Linked DNA regions of Homo sapiens: region 2 is linked to region 1. Evidence: chromatin loops called from intact Hi-C (ENCODE). Cell type or tissue: dorsolateral prefrontal cortex. All regions are shown on one strand. Links, peaks and the distances in the headings refer to the core of each region. The heading gives the core; the rest is flanking DNA.

The links. A loop is a pair of places that touch in the nucleus more often than their neighbours do. Peaks named below come from ENCODE experiments on the same cell type or tissue, not always from the same donor. Only the 100,000 strongest peaks of a DNase experiment are listed, where the experiment ranks them.
Region 2: a loop joins it to region 1, with 1.9 times the contacts of the local background. A loop is called at or near these places in 1 of 110 quality-filtered maps.

Annotation. Positions count from the first base shown.
Region 1 is chr4:1,038,096-1,048,443 of GRCh38, reverse strand. LOC105374343 (a long non-coding RNA gene) reads right to left here. Exons shown (of 2, transcript XR_001741546.1): 1 at 10,158-10,348. Among named protein-coding and RNA genes, the nearest start is that of FGFRL1, 32 kb to the right of the region's middle. RefSeq lists silencers at 6,344-6,525, 6,906-7,104 and an enhancer at 8,634-9,567. In dorsolateral prefrontal cortex, for the core only: no CTCF peak of the experiment used is centred there; DNase peaks (open chromatin) are centred at 1,703 and 4,703; H3K4me3 peaks cover 2,717 bases; H3K27me3 peaks cover 1,341 bases.
Region 2 is chr4:1,187,069-1,197,416 of GRCh38, reverse strand. It overlaps LOC124900647 (nascent polypeptide-associated complex subunit alpha, muscle-specific form-like), which reads right to left. Exons shown (of 3, transcript XM_047416477.1): 2 at 621-6,317; 3 at 1-286. The coding sequence starts at 3,831. The coding sequence ends at 2,185. LOC100130872 (a long non-coding RNA gene) reads left to right here. Exons shown (of 4, transcript NR_024569.1): 4 at 1-1,634. It also overlaps a transcript of SPON2 not described here. Among named protein-coding and RNA genes, the nearest start is that of CTBP1-AS, 18 kb to the left of the region's middle. RefSeq lists enhancers at 1-856, 2,397-3,108. In dorsolateral prefrontal cortex, for the core only: no CTCF peak of the experiment used is centred there; DNase peaks (open chromatin) are centred at 2,666 and 5,146; H3K4me3 peaks cover 1,430 bases; H3K27ac peaks cover 2,008 bases.

The DNA.
Region 1 (10,348 bases), core at 1,183-9,182:
ACATCCGAACCTCTGCCCCACATACAGCCTCCCACAGGGACCCTCCAGGAGGCCCCTGTGTGGGCGCCTCCCACCGGATACGCGGAGAAGCGCAAGGTTCCTCGTGCCCTGTGCTCAGGGCAGCCCATCAGTCTCACTGTGCTGCAGTCGCCTGATGCAGGTGCATGCTCCGAAGGCAGATGAGCCCACAGGAGCTCCTACAGCAGGCTGGGCGTCTGTCCGGAGCACTCTGGGTGTGCTTCCATTTCTAATAGGAGCGAGTTCATATTCAGGTCGCTCGGGCCGGCACGAAGCCCCAGGGGTAACAGATGCTCCCCACGGACGCTGGGGCCCCGCCCTCGGGATGGCCTTCCCTTTCCTCCCCCTGAACAGTTTTCACCACCACCACCCTTTCCAGCCTTCTTCACCTAAATCATCATCAAAGCATACTGGGTACTTCTTGGAAAGAGACCGGCCTTCCTGAGTGAGGGTCTCGCTCCGCATCGGATCAGGTGGCTTTCCCGAGGCCGAGTGCCCACTGCACACTGTGGCGGCCGGCTGGGCCTGGCCTTCCTTGGCAGCCACCTCGAGGAGTGCAACTGGCTGGCATCCGGCCGAAGTCATTCTTAGCTTTAAAATCTCCATGGATGAATAGTGTAAAGCAAAGTATTGGTTTACAATAGCTAGATGTGTTTATCGAAAGTGAAAGAATTTCCAGCTAGCACTATTTTCCCAACTGCAGCAAAGTCAACACCGGCAGGCTGCCGAGAGGGGGTGACAATTTGACCTTCGCGAAGTTGGCGCTGCCAGGACACAGCATCTGCAGTGGGGCTGCCCTGCCCTGGGCCTGGCGTTGGGAACCCAGGAGCAGGTGAGGTGTCCTAGGTTTGGAGGTGGGTGGTGCAGCAAACAGGCTGCCTGGAGGGAGTAGAGAGCCCTGGGCTTCCACCGCCAGCCGCGACAGACAGAATTTTATTGAAAGAACAATCCAGAAAGCCCCCAGAACTGACAGGAAGGCCAGGGAGAAGCCAGGCTCAGGAAGTGGGCAGGCTGGAAGGAGATGGGTCCGGCCACACCTGCGGACCTGTCACGGTGGTGTGCAGGTGCAGGACCTGCCCCTGCAGCCTGGGCTCCGCCTGGATGCTCGCGACCTCCGAGAGACACCCAAATCCCCGCACCCGGGCCTGAGTCGCCTCAGCGGTTCCCGCGCCTCCGCATGGACCTCCAGGCAGGTGTGCCCACCCACTGCAAGGCGGGAGGAGCCGCGTGCACCTCGCCAGCTCCCGGGTGGCACCCTGACACTGACCTGACCTGGACCCCCAAATCAAGGGGAGTTGGGGCCGGGCAGCCTGAAGGCGCAGAGCCCCCTCCCCAAGCACGAGCTTGGTTGCCAGGAAGCCTCTGCTGCGGCTCTGGAGAGGATGAAAATGCGTTCAAACCCAAGCAACTATAAACACGAAGAAAGGTTTTGAACACGTTTTGTTTTCAGACTAAGAGGAAATTCCTAAAATTCTTCGGTGGTAAAACCAAGACTGCACACCGAATTCACATTGGAGCGGGGCTAGGGAAGCATGGCTCCGGAAGGGCTCGGGAAGGGCTCGGGGATGGCTGGGGAAGGGCTCGGGGAGGGCTCGGGAGGGCTGCGGAAAGGCTCGGGAAGGGCTCGGGGAGGGCTCGGGAAGGGCTCGGGGAGGGCTCGGGAAGGGCTCGGGGATGGCTCGGGAAGGGATCGGGAAGGGCTCGGGAAGGCTCGGGAAGGGCTCGGGAAGGCTCGGGAAGGGCTCGGGGAGGGCTGGGGAAAGGCTCGGGAAGGGCTCGGGAAGGGCTGGGGAAAGGCTCGGGAAGGGCTCGGGGAGGGCTGGGGAAAGGCTCGGGAAGGGCTCTGGAAGGACTCGGGAATGGCTCGGGAAGGGCTCGGGAAGGGCTCGGGGAGGGCTGGGGAAGGGCTCGGGGATGGCTGGGGAAGGGCTCGGGGAGGGCTCGGGAGGGCTGCGGAAAGGCTCGGGAAGGGCTCGGGGAGGGCTCGGGAAAGGCTCGGGAAGGGCTCGGGAAGGGCTCGGGAACGGCTCGGGGAGGGCTCGGGGAGGGCTGCGGAAAGGCTCGGGAAGGGCTCGGGGAGGGCTGGGGAAGGGCTGGGGAAGGGCTCGGGGAGGGCTGGGGGAGGGCTCGGGGTGGGGGTGCTGGGGAAGGGCTCTGGGAAGGCTTGGGGAGGGCTCGGGAGTGGGTGTTGGGGAAGGGCTCTGGGAGGGCTCGGGGAGGGCTCGGGGAGGGCTGGGGGAGGGCTGGGGAAGGGCTCGGGGAGGGCTCGGGGAGGACTCGGGAAGGGCTCGGGGAAGGCTCGGTGAGGGTTCCGGAAGGGCTCGGGAAGGGTTCGGGGAGGGCTCGGGAAGGGTTCGGGGAGGGCTCGGGGAGGACTCGGGAAGGGCTCGGGGTGGGCTCGGGAAGGGCTGGGGAAGGGGTCGGGGAGGGCTGGGGGGTTGCTGGGGAAGGGCTCGGAGGCGGAGGGCACCAGGCACTGAGCCTCGCAGAGGCGGCCGATATCCTGAGAGCCTCCCTCGAGAGGCAGCTCGGCGGGCACCTCCTCCGCCAGACTCCGAACTCCAGATCTCACCACTGTCTTTGCACACCCTTCTCTGAAGCCCTGGAGAGGCCCCCATGTCCCCGCAGAGGGATGACCAGTATTGCAGACGCAGCGCACGGAAGAGCGCCCAGCCAGCTCTGGCACCCGCCCTGGCCAGAGTGCTGTGCCCGTTCGTACCGGGTCTGCTCAGGGCCCCCCTCCACCCACACCCCCATCAATAGAGCCTTTTGTGACTTTCAGCTGGGAAAGAATTCCACACTTAAAGAAAAGTTAACGATATTAGCGTTGATGCCAGAACCCGGCTGCCCTAACACGGATTCCCCCACTGTTGATGGCTTGTCTGTTTGCTTTGTTGTGCGGGCTGCACACACCCACAGTCATGTGCAGGACTCGGGTAGTTCCTGGGATTGGCCCTGCTCTTGGCCTGCCACAGACGCGTGGCCACCTTGGCCGTGATGCCAGGATGGGGCAGGTACCTACTGCAGAGACGGACGTTCCCACCCCGACTTTCTCCTGGCCTCAAGCGGCTGGGGCTGCTGGGCAGCGTCCTTCCTGGCCACGCCAGGCTGAGAGCAGTGCAGAGCCAGGACCCCAGGGGCCGGGACCTGCAGTTTCCACCCATGTAGGGAAGGGAGGCCATTGCCATTATCACCAGGGTCTCCACAGGCACCAGGGTGAGGATGACCAGAGCCATTGGAAATCAGACAAAGCCTGGAATCTTGGGGGAAGCAGAGGCCACCCCTGGCCTGCACTGTGGGGAGGGGCTCAGGGCTCAGATGCCTCTCAGGGCCACTGTTCCTCGGGCCAGGCTCATTCAGACACATGGCTGGGTCTGATCACAGTCTCAGGCGATGGGCATGGGGCAGGGGTCTGAGGCTGGGAACAGACAGCCCCTCTCCGAGTCTGGCAGGAGGGCAGCTCAGGAGCTGGCCTGGGCCAGTGGCTGCCCCCAGGCAGGGCCAGGTGATTCCGGAGGCAGCAACAGATGTTCTCCAAAGCTGCCTCTGAGACAGGACCAGGGCTGCAGGGTTCATCCCTCATTTTTCCAAATGTAGTAGACTTAAATCATCACCATATTTACTTGGAAAACTGCTTTCACAAGAGCCCATATGACCGCAGGAACAGAAAAACACCCATGGCAGTGAGGTTGCTTTGGCGGAACCCGCCAGGTGGCCCCACCAGGGCTCACAGCGCAGGAATTGCCTTAAATAGGGCAGCTCCAGCTCCAGCAGAGCAGAGGACACCCCAGCTCCGTTCCCAGTCATCCAGGCAGCAGAAAGCAACACAGGACCTGGCTCCGTCCTCACGGAACGTGTGGGCTGGGAAGGCCTCACATGCCTGGCAAGGGGCTGGGGCTCCCCAGGACCTTCAGAGCACCAGGCACCTACCCTGGCAGCTGGGGAGAGTAGGACTTACGGGACCTTCATCTGCTCCAGACCCTCAGAGCTGCGTTTTCCCCAAGGGAAGGGAAACATGGCTGCAGGAACTCAGGAGGGCTGGAAAGAATGTGGTTCTTGGACTTACGGACCTTCAGAAACCTCAGGAATCCACTCTCAGGAAATGTCTTTTCTGCCCTCATAGAAACACTGAGAAATGTGGCCTTAAGCCCGATGGAGCCCGGGGCTGCCTGCGATCAGGCACCGGAGGGCTCGGACCTGCAACTAGGGTGGGTTGGGGGGCTTGGCGCCAGAACACCAGGATGAGAGGGGCCGGGCTCAGCGCAGCTCAGCGCCTCCGGGGACCACGTGGTGGCTGGTTCAATTCACGTGAGGCTTGGAGAGCAGGGTTTAAGAGGGTCCCTCAAACCAAGCAAGAGAGCAGAGGGAGTACTGCGGAGCCAGGGCCAGCAGTCTGCGTTCAGAGCAGCCCTGCTCCCGGCCACCCCGTTCCGGCTGCCTCTCCCGCCCCCAGGTCCCTGCCCCCTGCTCTGCCGTTCCTGCCCGGCTGCAGCTCACCCCAGGCCCGTCCGGCATGGAAGGGGAGGCCCTGGGCTGGGGCGGGGGGTGTCCGTGAGTCAGCAAGTGACCAAGCAGGGGTTGCATCACCTCGATGACTCGCACGCCTCCCTGCAGAGGGTCCCGCGGCTGACTCAGGAAGGGGATGAGTGATGGGTGTGAGTCATCACTCGCGGAGCCAGTGGTCACTGGAGGCGTCCAAACACAGACTCTCAGTGTTGGAATTGGCAGGAGCTGTGGGGATGGACACACTCAGTCTGTGGCTGCAGTCGGGGAAACCAACGCCCTGCTCCCCATGCAGCCTGCACACCGCACCCAGGAAGCCTGCCTCTCCTGGACAAGGTCCTCCACAGCTCCCTTTGTCCTCAGTATGTGGACCCTTTGGGGTGTGGCCCAGCCCCTCCTGACCCCTTAGGGCACACCCCAGCCACAAAGCACCACACGCGGCCACCCAGGTCTCAGGCAGCCTGGGAAATGTGTCTGTGCATCACTGCTCTGTGCCAGTGGACACGTGTGTGCGCGTGCATGTTGGTGTGCAGATGTGTGTATGCATGCATATGTGTGCATGTAGGTGTGTACATGTATGTGTGCGTGTAGGTGTATGTAGGTGGTGTATGTAGGTGTGTGTATGTGTATGTGTATATATGTGTGCACGCATGTATATGGGGTGTGCATGTGGGTGTATATGTGTGCCTGTGGGTGCATGTAAGGGTGGGTGTGTGTATGTCAGTGTGCAGGGGTGGGGGGTGTGCATGTGTGTTGTGTGCGGGGGTGGGTGGGTACGCGTGTGTGGGTAGGTGTGCGGTGGTGGGTGTGTGTGTCAGTGTGTGGGTGTGGGTGTGTGGGTGTGTGTGTGTCAGTGTGCAGGGGTTGGGGGTGTGCATGTGTGTGTCAGTGTGCAGGGGTGGGTGGGTGGGTGTCTTGTGCAGATGTGTGTGTGTCAGTGTGTGGGGGTCGGTGTGTGTGTGTCTGCGGGGGTGGGTGTGTGGGTAGGTGTGTGTGTGTCAGTGTGGGGGTGGGTGGGTGTGTCAGTGTGCAGGGGTGTGTGTCGGTGGGGTGGGTGTGTGTCAGTGTGCAGAGGTGAGTGGGTGGGTGTGTGTCAGTGTGCGGGGGTGGGTTGTGTGTCGGTGTGCGGGGATGGGTGGGTGTGTGTTGGTGTGTGGGGTGGGTGTGTGGGTAGGTGTGTGTATCGGTGTGCGGGGGTGGGTGTGTGTCTGTGCGGGGGTGTGTGTCAGTGTGCAGGAGTGGGTGTCAGTGTGCAGGAGTGGGTGTGTGTCAGTGTGCGGGTGTCACTGTAGGTGTGTGTCGGTGTGGGGGGTGGATGTGTCAGTGTGTGGGGGTGGGTGTGTGTCAGTGTGCGGGGGGTGTGTTTGTGGAGGTGTGTGTGTCGGTGTGTGTGTGGGTGTGTCAGTGTGCGGGGGTGTATGTGGAGGTGTGTGTGTCGGTGTGTGTGTCGGTGTGTGTGTGGGTGTGCATGTGTAGATGTGCGTGTGTGCATGTGTGGGTGTAGGTGTGGAAGTGGGTTGGTGGGGGTTGGGTGGGGGTGGGTGTATATTTGTCTGTGTGTTGGTGTGTGGGGGTGGGTGTGTCTGTGTGTGTGTGTGTAAACTTCTGCCCAGTCCCTGCTGGGGGGCACTCTCAGACTCAGTATTTGGGGAGGCTGAGGGAGTTGAGGAGAGCAGCAGGACCCTGGACTTGGAGAACGGTTTGGAGGACGGTGGTCTTTGGTGGCTGCTCAGCTCCTTATGGCCCCAGGTGCAGGTGACTTGGTCCTGACTCCATGTTTCCTGCCAGCAGGGGAGTGTGGCCTGGTGGGTGGGGGCCCCCAGGGGAGGTAGGGCTTGCGGGAGTGTGGATACCCGGCTCCTTCGGGTGTGGCGGCACCAGTGTCCCTCCTGCCCGCTGTGCTGGTTGCTTCTCTTACTTTGCTCCCACACGGGATGTCTCCCTTTATTCTATTTTCACTTGCAGTGCTTCTGGTTTCTCCACTTTTACATCTTAGACTGAAACTTGGCAGAAAACGATGCACGATAGGATGTTTCTGAGCCAAGACCCCTTTGAGGACAGGCTGGCTGCTGATTCGAGAGCACGGCCCAGAGCATTCAAGGAGAACATCCTTGCTGTTGGGTTTGTTTTCTTTGCAGAGTGGAGCTGTGGAAGCCGACGGACACTCCTGGCTGGCTGCAGCCAGGCAGCGCAGAGGGAGGTGCGTGTTGGCAAACGTTTGTAACGCTCACTGAGCGGTGAGCAAGACGGGGCGTCGTGCTCGCCTTTTGTGAAAAGGAACAAAAGTGCTGCCGGATTCCTGGCCTGGGTGGAGCCCCATTCACATGACCCCCAGGGGCTGGGGTCACCCCCTGAGGTCCCTCCGTGGCTCCTCGCCTGCTCCGGTGGGGCTGGGGGAGGTGGCTTAGCTGAGGCTGCACCTCCGGGGGAGGAGCTGACAGGCGCCAGCACACACATGCAGGGGTGTGTGTGTGTGTGTGTGTGTGTGTGCACTCGCCAGCGCCTCCCCCCGGGGGGTGCAGCCTCAGCTAAGCACACACACACACACACCTACATGCACACATGTGCACCGACACACACACATGCACACACAGTTCTAGAATGACCACCCTCACCACCTCAAGACTGGCCATCGGAGGGGCCACACTCAGAGGCACGGCGGCTCGAGTGGCCAGCGCCAGCAGGCGGGAGCAGCAGGAGGGGAGCGGGTGCCGCCAGCCCTGCGGTGGCCGTGGGCCTGCCACCCATGAGGCCGAATTGCTCATGGAACTCATGGCCCCAGCTCCAGCCCTGTGGAACCAGCGGCCCTCCCACCCTCCACAGGGGCAGCTGAGCTTCCAAAGGCGAAGGCTGGAATCCAGTCCTTGGAACAATTTCCAGATGTTTTTGGCGTTAAAGTGCCTCCTGTGAAACTGGGGGTGCAGCCGGGCTGCCAGCCTGGGGTCTCCGGTCTACCCAGTGGGCACTTTTGTCATTTGGTCTGGCAACCATGCCACTCTGAAGAATGCTCTCTGCCCTCCAAGGAGAGCAGCCAGCCAGCGGGAGGCCTGTGCCGGGCAGTGGGCACGGGCCCTGACCCCAGCTTGGGGAGGGGCCTGGCATGGCAGGAACATCCTTACAGGCCCCAAAGCTTTAGCACAGTGGGAAGAGTGCACGGCACCTCTGAGCCTGCTCCCCAGGGGCACTAGGCCAACCAGGAGCCTGCCTGCCAGCACCCTCCGCAGCCCACCCTGCCTGGGTGGACAGACGGAGGCAGCCTGGGACCCCCTTGCCACGTGCCCCTCTGCAGTCCTGGTCACCCCATTGTTCAAGGGGTGCTAGGACCCTGAGCACTGCCCTGACCCTAGGCAGTAGGGAAGTGAGGGACACACACACGAGAACACACACGCCATCCACACACACACACACACACGAACGCACACGCCATGCACACACACAGAGCACCCACATGTGCACTTGCTCAAGTGTGCACAGACGCACGTGCATGGAAACCCCAGTACACGTGTACATCCCCACTCATGCACATGTACACACACACACACGAAACCCCAGCCCCACACACAACTACAGCACCAGGTGACACCTTTGCAGAAAAGGGATCGTGAAGCCTCAGACCCAAGTCAGGACTCAGAGCCCGGAAGCCTGTGTCTGCACCGGGCTCCCTCGCCTCCTGCCAGTGAGGCCCTGCCAGGCTGGGGAGGTGCCTGAGGGAGCGGCAGGAATGCAGAACCTGGGCACACCTGGGAGATGAGGCCTCCTACAGCCAGGCTCCCTGACCACGGTGTGGGCTGCAGCCTGCCATGGCCAGGTGCTGCCCATTTCAGGACCGAGGGTTCCTCAGTGACAGGCCCACAGGCTCCAGGCCACAAGGACCTCAGTTTCCCCACCTCCCTGGACCTGGGCTTGGGCCCCAGTTGCCCATCTAGGTGGCAGGGGCCCAGTGTCCCTAGGCTGTGACAACAGGGCTGCTCCCCAGAACTGCAGCACCAACCCTCCCCTCCCAAGGCCCCCAGCCCCTCACTCCCACTGGGCCGGGTGCCCACCCTCCACAGGGCCGGCAGGAACAACCACATTGGCCTGGTGAGCACTCGTTTGGGAAACTGGATATATTTGCAATTTTTAAAACGCTCAGAGCCAACATTCAAAATGGGGCTGTTTTTCCAGTGGAAAATGTAACATGAGCCCAGAACCACTCCCGCTCACACAGAGGCCCGCCCCCACCACCACCGCCACGCCTGGGCCAGGGCTTTACTCAGGGCCAAGCCTGGCCAGCTCCTGCGGCCCCGGCCCAGCACCCGCCACCCCCCCACACACCTGAAGCCTTCAGACCAGTGTGCAGGAGAGGCTGAGGGCAGCTGCCCAGGGCAGACAAGGGCGCAAGGGGCAGGCAGAAGGCCCTGAAGACCCCCCGCCATGGCTGGGTAGGCTCTGTCTCAGGGGTGTTCAATCAAATCAAGGGCCGCTTGGCCTCATACAGCCAGGCCCCTCTGCCCCCCAGGTGCCACAGAGAACCCGGCAACCACAGGGCAGACCCTTCCCCTCCACGGGGCCCCCATGGCCGACACACCCTGGACGAAGCCAGCAGGAGTGAGGTTGCCTCTGGGGTCTGTGGGCCCAGGTGCTACCCGACATGGTGGGACCCCGTTGCTCCCACACTCCTGGGGCAGCTGGGACAGCCGCTGTGACCTTCCCGCCTCAGAGGGGCTGTGCCCACCAGGCTGGGTAAACCTGTGACTGCTCATCCTCCTGGAAGGAGGACATCACCCTGCCACCAGCTTCAGCAACAAACACAGAAGACAACAGCTGTGACTGCAGCCTCTCCTGACACCCGGGAAGAGCTTCCCGAAGGCAGCGCGCCCAGTGCTTTGTGGATGTTTGTGGAGAAGATCAAATAAATGGTGGCCCTTTGAGACCTCAGCTGCGGTGCTGGGCAGAACATCAGAGAAGGCCCGGGTGCAGGGCTCACGCCTGGAATCCCAGCACTTTGGGAGGCCGAGGCGGGTGGATCACCTGAGGTCAGGAGTTTAAGACCATCCTGGCCAACATGGTGAAACCCCGTCTCTATTAAAAATACAAAAATTAGCCGGGCGTGGTGGTGCGTGCCCAGATACTCAGGAGGCTGAGGCAGAATTGCTTGAACCTGGGAGGCGGAGGTTGCAGTGAGCCAAGATCGTGCCACTGCACTCCAGCCTGGGGGACAGAGCAAGACTCTGTCTCAAGAAAAAAAAAAGGAATATCAGAGAAGCTTCCCTGAGGGTCGTGCCCCATAGCATCCGCCTGTCCAGCCCCCAGGCCTGCCCCATGCAGAAGCTGAGGCCCCTCCCTGACCCAGCAGGGCTACTGCCCTCATCTGAGCTGACACGCACCCTGGGAGCAGGTGGGGCTGCTGGGGCAGGTGGGCAGGCGGCCCCGGGGAGGGCGGGTCAAGCTGTCTGGTGGGGCCTGACCCCAGCCTGCCACCCTGGTTGCCATGGCCCTGACCTTGGGAAGTATTTACGATTCCGTGGCATGAAAGTTCCCAGCTCTCCATCTATTCCTGCCAGAGAAAAACCACTGCCCCCCAGCCTCGTGGGGTGTCAGGGACAGGAGGTCCCTCCGTACAGCCCCACCCTGGCAGCTCAGCCATCTTGACTCACCCTTGGCCGATGCCACAGGAGCCTCCTTTAAAGTAGGCAGTGCCTGTGGATGGGTTGTAGGACCAGCCCGGGGGTGGGCAGGGGCTTTCCTGGCACCTTCTCTGCAGATCCTCTTTATACTGAGTGTGTAGCACCCCTGGCCCTTCCTGCCATGTAGTGAAGGGGGGCATTGTCAGCCCTCCCACAGCCCA
Region 2 (10,348 bases), core at 1,431-9,430, 150 kb before region 1:
GGCTACCTGGGAGTGTGTTGGTTTCTAAGTTTCTGGGGGAAGAGGTGGCACTTTCCGTTATTTATTTTACAATTTTTTGGATAACAGGATCATTTTAATTATTCTACTTTTTAGTTCCTTGAGGTTTTCTTTGCAGCCAATACACAACAGACATGGACTTATCGGAAGTCGGAACGTTTGGAAGCTCTGTTTCCCGTGAGGAATCTTCGGAAGCGCTGTTTCCCATGAGGAACGTGAGCATGACCATCCATATTGATCTGTCTGCATTTTTCTGTTGCCACTAGACCTAATTATGGAGAGAGAGACACGGAGGGAGCTCCTGTGACCCTCAAGTCCCCTCATCATGTCCCCGTCCTGTTGGCTTTCCGAGTTTAGCTCCCATGTTTGGACCATGGAGGTTTATGTCTTCTATCTCAGTCATCGTCCCTGCCACATGCCCAACCAGACATGCTGACATCACAGGCCCTACTTAGCCCTGTTTCCTCTCCCCTTGGCCTCACCTTGATGTCAGGGGGGTGTCCTCTGGTCTGACTCAGAGGCAGTGACTGGCTTCCTTCTAGTACCTTCTCTGGATAATGAGTATGGATGACATACCTTCTAGTGTCTGCTGTCGCGCTTACCGGTGACACTTCTGGGCTGGTTTGTGATGCCTGGGATGGAGCCGTCTCCCTAGTGGTCATGGATGATGTTTCACTGTCCCCTGCTTCTGGTGGCACAGATGAGAACTCCAGGCCTCGTGCTCTCTCTGCTGGCACACACATCTTCCCTCCATGCTGGCTGCACACCTGCCCATGGGGTTTCTGCAGGAGAGGAGACAGCCAGAGGCCCAAGTGGGGTGTGTGGCAGGCAGGCAGCAACCCTGGTCACTGCAGTGGCCTCTGCTCTGAGTCTCGGGAGTAACCCTGGTCACCGCAGTGGCCTCTGCTCTGCTTCTCAGCTATGCCTGGTGTGACCCCCAGGGTCTTGGTCGGCATGAGGCCACAGAGCTCACGTGCACTTCCCGCAGCTGCTTCCACGGTATAGATGAGAGGTTCCCATGGAGCTCACATGACCTCTAGAGACTTGCAGACCCCTATGCTGTCAGACAGAGGAGGCTGAGGCTCAGAGAGGCACAGTCACCTTCTTGAAGATGCACAGCCGTGAGTGAAGAAGCTGGGATTTCTCCTGGTCTCTCTGACCCTGGAACACGTGGCCTCTGGGTGTGCCCAGTAAGAGACGTTAAAGAAGGGCCTCCCCCATGAGCCCTGACTGAGGCGGGGCGCTAGGCACCCCATCGATGTGCTTCGTGGTTCACAGGGGAGAGGCAGAGGGCCTGTCGGGGGGCAGCGATGGGGCAGCCAGAGGGGGCGGTCCTGGCCTGTGTGAGCCTCCTTGAGGGGAGGGTGCCAGGAACTACCCCATGATCTTCTATTCTCATGTAAGCCACAAGACCCCAACCCAGATCCCCACAGCAAAGGCGAAGTCACCAACTCAACAAGGCGCGTGGCCAGGCGTGGGGCTCACGCCTGCAATCCCAGCACCATGGGAGGCTGAGCAGGAGGATGGCTCGAAGCCAGGAGTTCGAAACCAGCCTGTGCAACACAGCGAGACCGCTCTACAAAAATAAAAAAAAATCAGCTGGGTGTGGTAGTGCACACCTGTAGTCCCAACTACTTGGGAGGCTGAGGTGTGGGCATCCTGGGGCTGGGGGTCTCCGGGGTGGGGGGTCTGGGGCAGGGGCATCCCAGGGCTGCTGGCCATGACCAGGCTTTGCGCCTCTGCCTGCTGATGGCCCTGGGGCTGTGATGGCGGTTTTGCACAGAGCCCACCCTCCAGCCCTGCTTGCTGAGGGCTACTCGAGGGGCTGCGGCAGTGCCTACCCACATGTGGTGCCCGGGATGCAGCCCCCATCCGCCCAACCTCGAGCTGTGCCTGGAGAGGCGGGGGGAGGTTCAGGTGCCATGGCAGCCTCCAAGGGGCCGAGGACTTAGGGAGGGTGCTGGAAGCTGGCCGGCCTGTGAGGGACCCCTGAGGCGCAGGGGGCCAGGGCCACCAAGCTGATGCGCCCACCGACGGGCCAGGGGGCCGGTCCTGTTGCCTGTGGGAGTAGTGGATGGGGGAGAGCGAAGTGGTTCCTGCGAGGCCGGCCACACACCAGCGGGACCCGCCCTGGGACCGCAGGAGATGCGGGAGTGGGACATTGAGTCATGGGCACCAGCCTCGGGCCATCTCCAGAGGACGGCGGTGGGGGCAGAGCCCAGGAGGAGGAGCTGCCTGGGGCGCCCTCCCTGTGGTCCTGAGCCCTGAGCCGCCGGCTGCGGGGTTGGAGCCGCCGGCTGCGGGGTTGGAGCCGCCGGCTGCGGGGTTGGAGACGCCGGCTGCGGGGTTGGAGCCGCCGGCTGCGGGGTTGGAGCCGCCGGCTGCGGGGTTGGAACCGCCGGCTGTGAGGTGAGGCCGCCGGCTGCGGGGTTGGAGTCGCCGGCTGCGAGGTTGGAGCCGCCGGCTGCGGGGTTGGAGCCGCCGGCTGCGGGGTTGGAGTCGCCGGCTGTGGCGTTGGAGCCGCCGGCTGTGGGGTGAGGCCTCTGCTGGCTGCGGGGTTGGAACCGCCGGCTGTGAGGTGAGGCCTCTGCCAGGCAGCCCCCGCTGAGTGTTTTTCCTTCCACTGCCTCTGGCCCCGGGCCAGACTTGGAAACGCTGACCCACATTCCCCCCGCGCCCGGCAGAAACCAGGCCACCAGCGAGGCTGGGGAGGGTGTCCCGGCAGCGGGGCCAGCTCAGACTTTCCAGGCTGGGGAGCAGGTCCCGCGGGCCAGAGCAGGGGGACTCTTCCCGGGGCCTCCGGCGCAGCTGGCCCAGAGAAGAGGACGGAGCCCACCCGGGCCAGGAAGAAGCTAAGCTGTGCAAGCCGCCCTGTCCCACACAGCCCTGCCTGCGGCCTGCGCTACCGCGGCCCGGCTTCCCCGTTTCTTCCCACTCCCCCTGCAGGGCACGCCAGCCGCTCCATCCGGTCCTCCAGGCCTGGGGCCGTCGCTGTCCCCCGGGGGCTGGTCCCAGGCCTCCCACCCTGGGGCTCGGCTCCTTGAACCGCCTCTGAAGTGGTCCCTCTATCGGGACCTGCGGGTGAGCCCCGTTGGTCCTTTTTCCTGCCACCCTGACTGGGCCACCTCCCAATGACATGGCCTTGGCAGAAGAGGCCCGCACACCTCGCCGAAGACCCTTGGAGGAGCCCATTTGCCGTCGTGGGGCTGGGGGTGGAGGGAGGCCGGCCGGAGGGTGTCTCTCTCCCCATAGGCACTGCCTGCTGTGCCCAAAGTCTGGCCGCAGCTCCCCGGAGACGTCCTGTGGGGCCTCTGGCAAGGCCACTTCAAAGCTTGTGGCTGCAGGGAAGGTGGGAACAGCTGCTGGGCCACAGGGCACCCCCCTGGGTTCCACATACTGGCAGCCTCGTCCAAAGAAGAGGGACAGGGAGCAGGGCCCACGCCACCCCCGTGTTATTCCCACAGCTCCCCCACGTCCTTTCCACGCCACCCGCACGTCCTTCCCACACCCCCCACATCCTTCCCACACCGTCCCCCACGTCCTTCCCACGCTGCCCCCCCACGTCCTTCCCACGCCACCCCCCCACGTCCTTCCCACGCCACCCCCCCACGTCCTTCCCACGCCACCCCCCACGTCCTTCCCACACCACCCCCCACGTCCTTCCCACACCGCCCATGTCCTTCCTACACCCCCCACGTCCTTCCCACGCCCCCTACATCCTTCCCACACCCCCCACATCCTTCCCATGCCCCCTCCACATCCTTCCCATGCCCCCTCCACATCCTTCCCATGCCCCCCACGTTCTTGTCCCATGGTCAGCGGCAGGTCCTACGGGAGTGACCCCTGTTGCTGGGGAGGTGTTCTGGTGACACAGGGCTGTAGGGACACACAACCTTCCCTCCTGGAGAAAGGACTCAGTCCCCACCCAGCTCCCCCACACTCCTATTCCTCCTCCCCAGCCCCAGGGTGGGGCCCACTGAGACTGGGGGGGCTCTGGAGAGAGGCCAGGCCTGGCGTGCTGGACTCCCCCAGGACAGATACCCGGTGACGGGGACACCCAGTGATGAAGGGTGTGTGGGGCAGGGGACAGGATGGACCTGGGCAGAGACTGGGACAGGGGACGTTGCACCCTCCAGTGCCCACTGAGTCTCTGCAGTGACATCCACTTTCTCTCTGCAGGGTCCATTAGCATCCTCCAGATCAAAGGCAGGGTCAGCCTCAGATGCAGGCATGTGCATGGTGTGTGAGCACATGTGCTGTGTGTGTGCACCCATGTGTGAGGCGTGTATCTGGCATGGTGCAGCTGTGTCGGGCATGTGTACGTATACAAGTGTGTGCACGTGTGTGTGGCATGCATGCATGTCCACATATGTGTGTGGGCCTGGTGGGTACTCAGATGTCTCCATCCCATGCCCCACCCTGTGCCAGATGAGGTGGCAGCAGAGAAGGGACCCCAGCAGCTGCTGCAGTGGACATTGAGCTCTGCCCCCTCCCTGGCACCTCCTTCCACTCGGCCTTGCTTCTGAGGGCCCCTGGCTGCTGGAACAGCCTGATGTGAGGGCTTGATGCTGGGCCGTGGCCTCAGCAAGCCTCTCCTTGGCCGGTGGCATCTCCCTGGGGTGTATGTGGGGCTGGGGCAAGTGCTCTCTGGGCTAAAGGAGCAAAGGCTTCCAGCAGGATGGCCGTACCCCCCAAGCCTTCCTAGAATCCAGGCTGCGAGCTTCTGTGTTAAGAGGCTAAGAAACAAGGAGGCAGGTCCCTCTTTGTTTGCCCCGGGCAGCTCCGGCTTAGCCTGAGCCACCCTCTGCTGCTCTGTGCTGCTCCCGCTGCCCTTTCCAGCCCAGGGGTGCTGCTGGGAAGAGGCTTCCCTGTGAGCACTCAGCCTTCTCACCCTAATGCCAATCCGAAAATGGCAACTGAGTTTAGCTACAGCAAAGGGCTTTACCATCGTGTCAAGAGATTGAGAGTAGGAAACTCTATTGGGAAAAAGAAAATGTGAAATTTAAAGCATAAATCCCTGAATTCCAAATCCCTTTCCTTGGCTCCACAGCCAACCCTGGCCAGCCAGCACAGGGCTGCCAAGACCAGCCCTAGGGCTGACTCAGAGCTTGGACAGAGTCCCACACTCAGTAGAGCTGCTTGGCTGGCTGTGGGTCACGAGGAAAGGGATTATCTCTGTGCTAAAGCATGTGGGGCCATCTGGTGAGGTCACCCCCATCCCACACTCTGCAGAGGAAGAAACTGAGGCCTTGAGAGAGCTTAACCCATGCCGGGTCACACAGCCGTGGACAGGCCTGAGCTGGAATCCTTGTCCCCTGACGCTAGCATGGGGCTTCCTCTGGCCCCTCCTTGCTGTGGAGAGATGAGGGGCACCCACATCCTCATGGGGCTGAGTCTCTTCTATCCCATCAGAGCCCTGGAAACAGGGACCCAAGTGGTCTGCGGCCACCAGCCTGGGTGTGGCCTGAAGGCTGGGTGTGTAGGCCTATGGGGAGGGGCTGGCTGTCCTGGGAGCTATGTACCTGAATGTAGAATGACAGGAACTCACTGCAAACCTTGGTAACTTGTGGGCACCTCCTCCACCCTCTCTCCACACTGATCCAACCGCTGCCTCGCACACACCCTATGGTTCTGGTGTCCCCTCCAGGCAGGGCCTACACAGCCCGAGGAGGCCTCTGTCCTTGCACTCCCACTAGGCAGAGGTCTCTCCTGCCCCTGGCCTTCCCAGTGGATTTCAGTGCTGAGTTCTGAGCCAAGGTGTGAGAGGAGGGGCGCCATCATCCCAAGGAGTGCACTCTAGGCTGAACTGTCAGGGAAGAGCATCAAGGAGCCTCCAGCACCTTCACTGGGAGACTGGCTCCTCAACCCTGTCCGTCTACTCCTGTGGGCCAAAACTCACGACTTTTACTTTTAGGTCTTTGATCAATTTTATACATGGTTAATTTTTTTGTATATGGTGTGAGGTAGGAGTCCAAATACCTTCTTTTGCAAATGGAGGTCCAGTTGTCTGAGCACCATTTGCTGAGGAGCTGATCTCTCCTCAAGTGAGTGACTTTGGCACCCTTGTTGAAACCAGTTCACCATAAAAGTAGGGGTTTATTTTTGGACTTTCAATTCTGTTCCATTGTCTCTATACCTAGCCTTAAGCCAGTACCATACTGTCTTGATTACTACAGTTTTGTAGTAATTTTTGAAATTGGGACGTGTAAGTCTTCCAATTTAGTTCTTTTATTGGGTAGTTTTGGCAATCTGAGGCCTCTTGCAATTCCGTATGAATTTTAGGATCAGACTTTCCATTTCTGCAAAAAAAAAAAAAGAAAAAAAAAGCAGTTAGAATTTTGATGGGGATTGGATTGAATCTGTAGACCAATATGGGGACTATTGCTGTCTTAACAATATTAATTCTTCTAATTGAGGAACACAAGATGTCTTTCCACATATTTAAATGTTTAATTTCTTCTAATGATGTTTTGTAGTTTTTAGTGTTCAAGTTGTGTACTTCTTTGATTGAATTTATTCCTAAGCTTATTCTTTTGATGTGATTATAAATGGAATCGTTTTCTTAATTTCATTTTCATATTGTTCATTGTTTTAGAAACGTGACTGATTTTTATAATATTGGTCTGTATTTTCAGCCTTGCAGAACTCATTTCTCAGCTCCAATGTTTTTGCATGGATTTCTGATGATTTTGTATGCATGAAATCATGTCATCTGCAAATAGAAATAGTTTTACTTCTTCCTTGCCAACCTGGCTGCCTCTAATTTTATTTTCTTGCCTAATCATTCATATTGAACCAACTTTGCATTCATTGTGCATAATCTTTTCGAAAATGTTGCTGGATTAAGTTTACTGGTATTTTGTTGAACATTTTTTGCAGCTATATTCATAAGAGATACTGGAAAGTTTATTTTTTGTGTGACGATTTTGTCTAGTTTTGGTATCAGGGTAATACTGGCCTCTGAATGAGTGAGGAAGTGTTCCCTATTTTGGAAGAATTTATGAAGGATTGGTATTAATTATGCTTCAAACATTTGGTAAAATTCACCAGGGAAGCCATCTCATCCTGGGCTTTTCTTTGTGGGAAGTTTGTTTTTTTTTGTTTGTTTTTTTTTTTCCTACTTCAATCTCTTCATTTGTGTTAGGTCTATTCAGATTTTGTATGTCTTCATGAGTCAGTTTCAGTAGTTTGTGTCTTTCCAGGAATTTGTTCATTTCATTTAGATTATTTAATTGGTTGGCACATTGTTCATAAGAGTCCCTCATAAATCTTTTAATTTCTGTAATGTCATTAGTAATGTCTTCTATTTCATTCCTGATTTTAGTAAATTTGAGTCTTCTCTTTTTTCTTAGTCTGGCTATTCAATTTTCTTGATCTTTTCAAAAACCAACTTTTTTTTTTTTTTTTTTGAGATGGAGTCTCACTCTGTCACCCAGGCTGGAGTGCAGTGGCATGATCTCAGCTCACTTACAAGCTCTGCCTCCTGGGTTCAAGCCATTCTCCTACCTCAGCCTCGTGGGTAGCTGGGACTACAGGTGGGTGCCACCATGCCCGGCTAGTTTTTTGTATTTTTTAGTAGAAACGGGGTTTCACCATCTTAGCTAGGATGGTCTCGATCTCCCGACCTTGTGATCCGCCCGCCTCAGCCTCCCAAAGTGCTGGGATTATAGGTGTGAGCCACCGCACCTGGCCTTCCAAAAACCAACTTTTGTTTTTTGTTTTCTTTTCTTTCTTTCTTTCTTTTTTTTTTTTTTTTTTTTGAGACAGGGTCTCACTCTGTTGCCCAGGCTGGAGTGCAGTGGTGGCATGATCTTGGCTCACTGCAGCCTCGACCTCCTGGGCTCAAGCCTCCCAGGTAGCTGGGACCACAGGTGCGTGCCACCACACCCAGCTATTTTTTATTTTTGTAGAGATGGGGTTTTACCGTTTGCCCCTGCTGGTCTTGAACTCCTGAGCTCAAGAGATCTGCCTGCCTTAGCCTCCTGAAGTGCTGGGATTACAGGTGTGAGCCACCATACCCGGTCTGTTTTAATTGATCTTTTAAATTATTTTTCTACTGTAATTTATCTCTGCTCTACTATTTATTATTTCCTTCTGCTTGCTTTGACTTACTGTGCTGTTTTTTTCTCGTTTCTTTAGGTGGAAGGTTGGGTTATTGATTTGAGATCTCTTTTTATTTAGTGTAAGTATCCACAGCTGTACATTTCCCTGTAAGCACTGTTTAGCTTCATCTGTATTTTAGTATATTGTGTTTTCATTTCCATTTATCTCAAACTATCTTCTAAATTCTCTTGTGAATGCTTCTTTGCCCTATTGGATACTAAGGAGTTCAGTGTTTTATTAACATATTTTTTAATTACCCAAATTTCTTTCTGTTATTGATTTGTAATTTCATTCAATTGTGGTAAGAGAACATACTTTGCATGATTTCAATCATTTTAAATTTGTTGAGATTTATTTTATGACAACATCGGGTTTATTCTGTCAGACATTCCACGTGCACTTGAGAATAATGGGCACAACAACCTTTGCAGTTGTTGGTGGAGTATTCTACAGACGTCTGCCAAGTCTAGGTGGGTTAGAGCCTGTTGACGTCTTCTACTGACTTTTGATTTTCTGTCCTGTTGCTTTATCCATGATTGGAAATGGGCTATTGAAAGCTGGAAGTCTCCAGCTGTTATTGTTGAATTGTCCATTTTGCCCTTCATCATTTCCGCTTTGGCTTCATGTATCTTGGGGCTCTGTGTCAGGTGCACATATGTTGATAACGGTGATATTTTCTTGATGGATGTACCCTTTTATCACTATAAAATATCCTTGTCTGTTTTAACAACTTTTGTCCGAAGGTCTGTTTTCTTTCATATTGTCACAGTCACTCCAGCTCTCTTCTGCTTACTATTCTATCTTTGCTCTTTTACTTCAGAGTGTCTTTGAATGTGCGTTGAATCATGGTTCTTAAAAGTCAGCCCTTCTATCCGCTGCTTTTTAACTGGAGTGTTTAATTAACATTTAGTTGACACTACATACTGAGTTGATAAGGGAGAATTTAGGCACACCATTTGCTATTTGTTTTCCATATCTTAGGTTTTTTTTGTTCCTCTGTTTCCATATGGCCTTCTTTGGTGTTAAATAGATATTTCCTAGTGTCTCATTTCAACATATTTGTCATTTCTTTTTTTTTTTTTTTTTTTTTTTTGAGACGGAGTCTTGCTCTGTTGCCCAGGCAGTGGTGTGATCTTGGCTCACTGCAACCTCCTCCTCCCAGTTTCAAGCAATTTTCCTGCCTCAGCCTCCTGAGTAGCTGGGATTACAGGCACCCGCCACCACGCCTGGCTAATTTTTTTTTTTTTGTATTTTTTAGTAGAGACGGTGTTTCATCGTGTTGGCCAGGCTTGTCTTAAATTCCTGACCTCAGGAGATCCACTAGCCTTGGCCTCCCAAAGTGCTGGGATTATAGGCGTGTGTTGCTGTGCCTGGCCTGTTATGTGTATTTTATTACAATAAAAAATTGGGGAAAACATTTTCAAAGGGCAGTGTAAAAATAAATAGTTTATGTGTGTAGCTCTTTTTTCTCCTACCTGATTTAAAAGACAACTGCAGAGAGTGATGATTAGACATCTGTGCTGGTAGTCAAATGATGTGTAAACATTTAAATTATATGACAGTGATAGCACAGAGGAGGAGGAGGGAACAGAGCTATATATGCGCAAAGTTTTTGTATACCATTGACATTAAATTATAATTAATCTGAGATCAGTTGTTATAAATTAAGATATTAATTGTAATCCCTAGGGCATCTGCTAAAAAGACACCTTAAAAGGTATAGTAAAAGAAATGACAGAGCAAGACTTTGCCTCAAAAAAAAGATACATATAACATAAAATTTACCATCTTAGCCATTTTAAAGTGTACAGTTGAGTGGCATTAAAAACATTCATCATGTATAAACGTCACCCCATCCATCTCCATAACACTTCATCTTGTGAAACTGAAACTGTGCACTCATTAAACAACAACTCCCCATTTCTGCTCCCCCCAGCTTCTGGCAACCACCAATCTGCTGTCTGTCTCTCTGAATGTGACTATTCTAAGTACCTCATCTAAGTGGAATGACACAATCTTTGTGTTTTGTGACTGGCTTATTTTACTTAGCATAATGTCCTCAAGGGTGATCCATATTATAGCATATGTCCTTCCTTTGTAAGGTGAAATTTCCTTTCTTTCTAAGGCTAAATAATATTCTGCTTATCTGTTTGTTCATTGGTAGGCACTTGAACTGATTTTGCATTTTAGCTGTTGTGAATAACGCTGCTATGAACTTGAGTATACA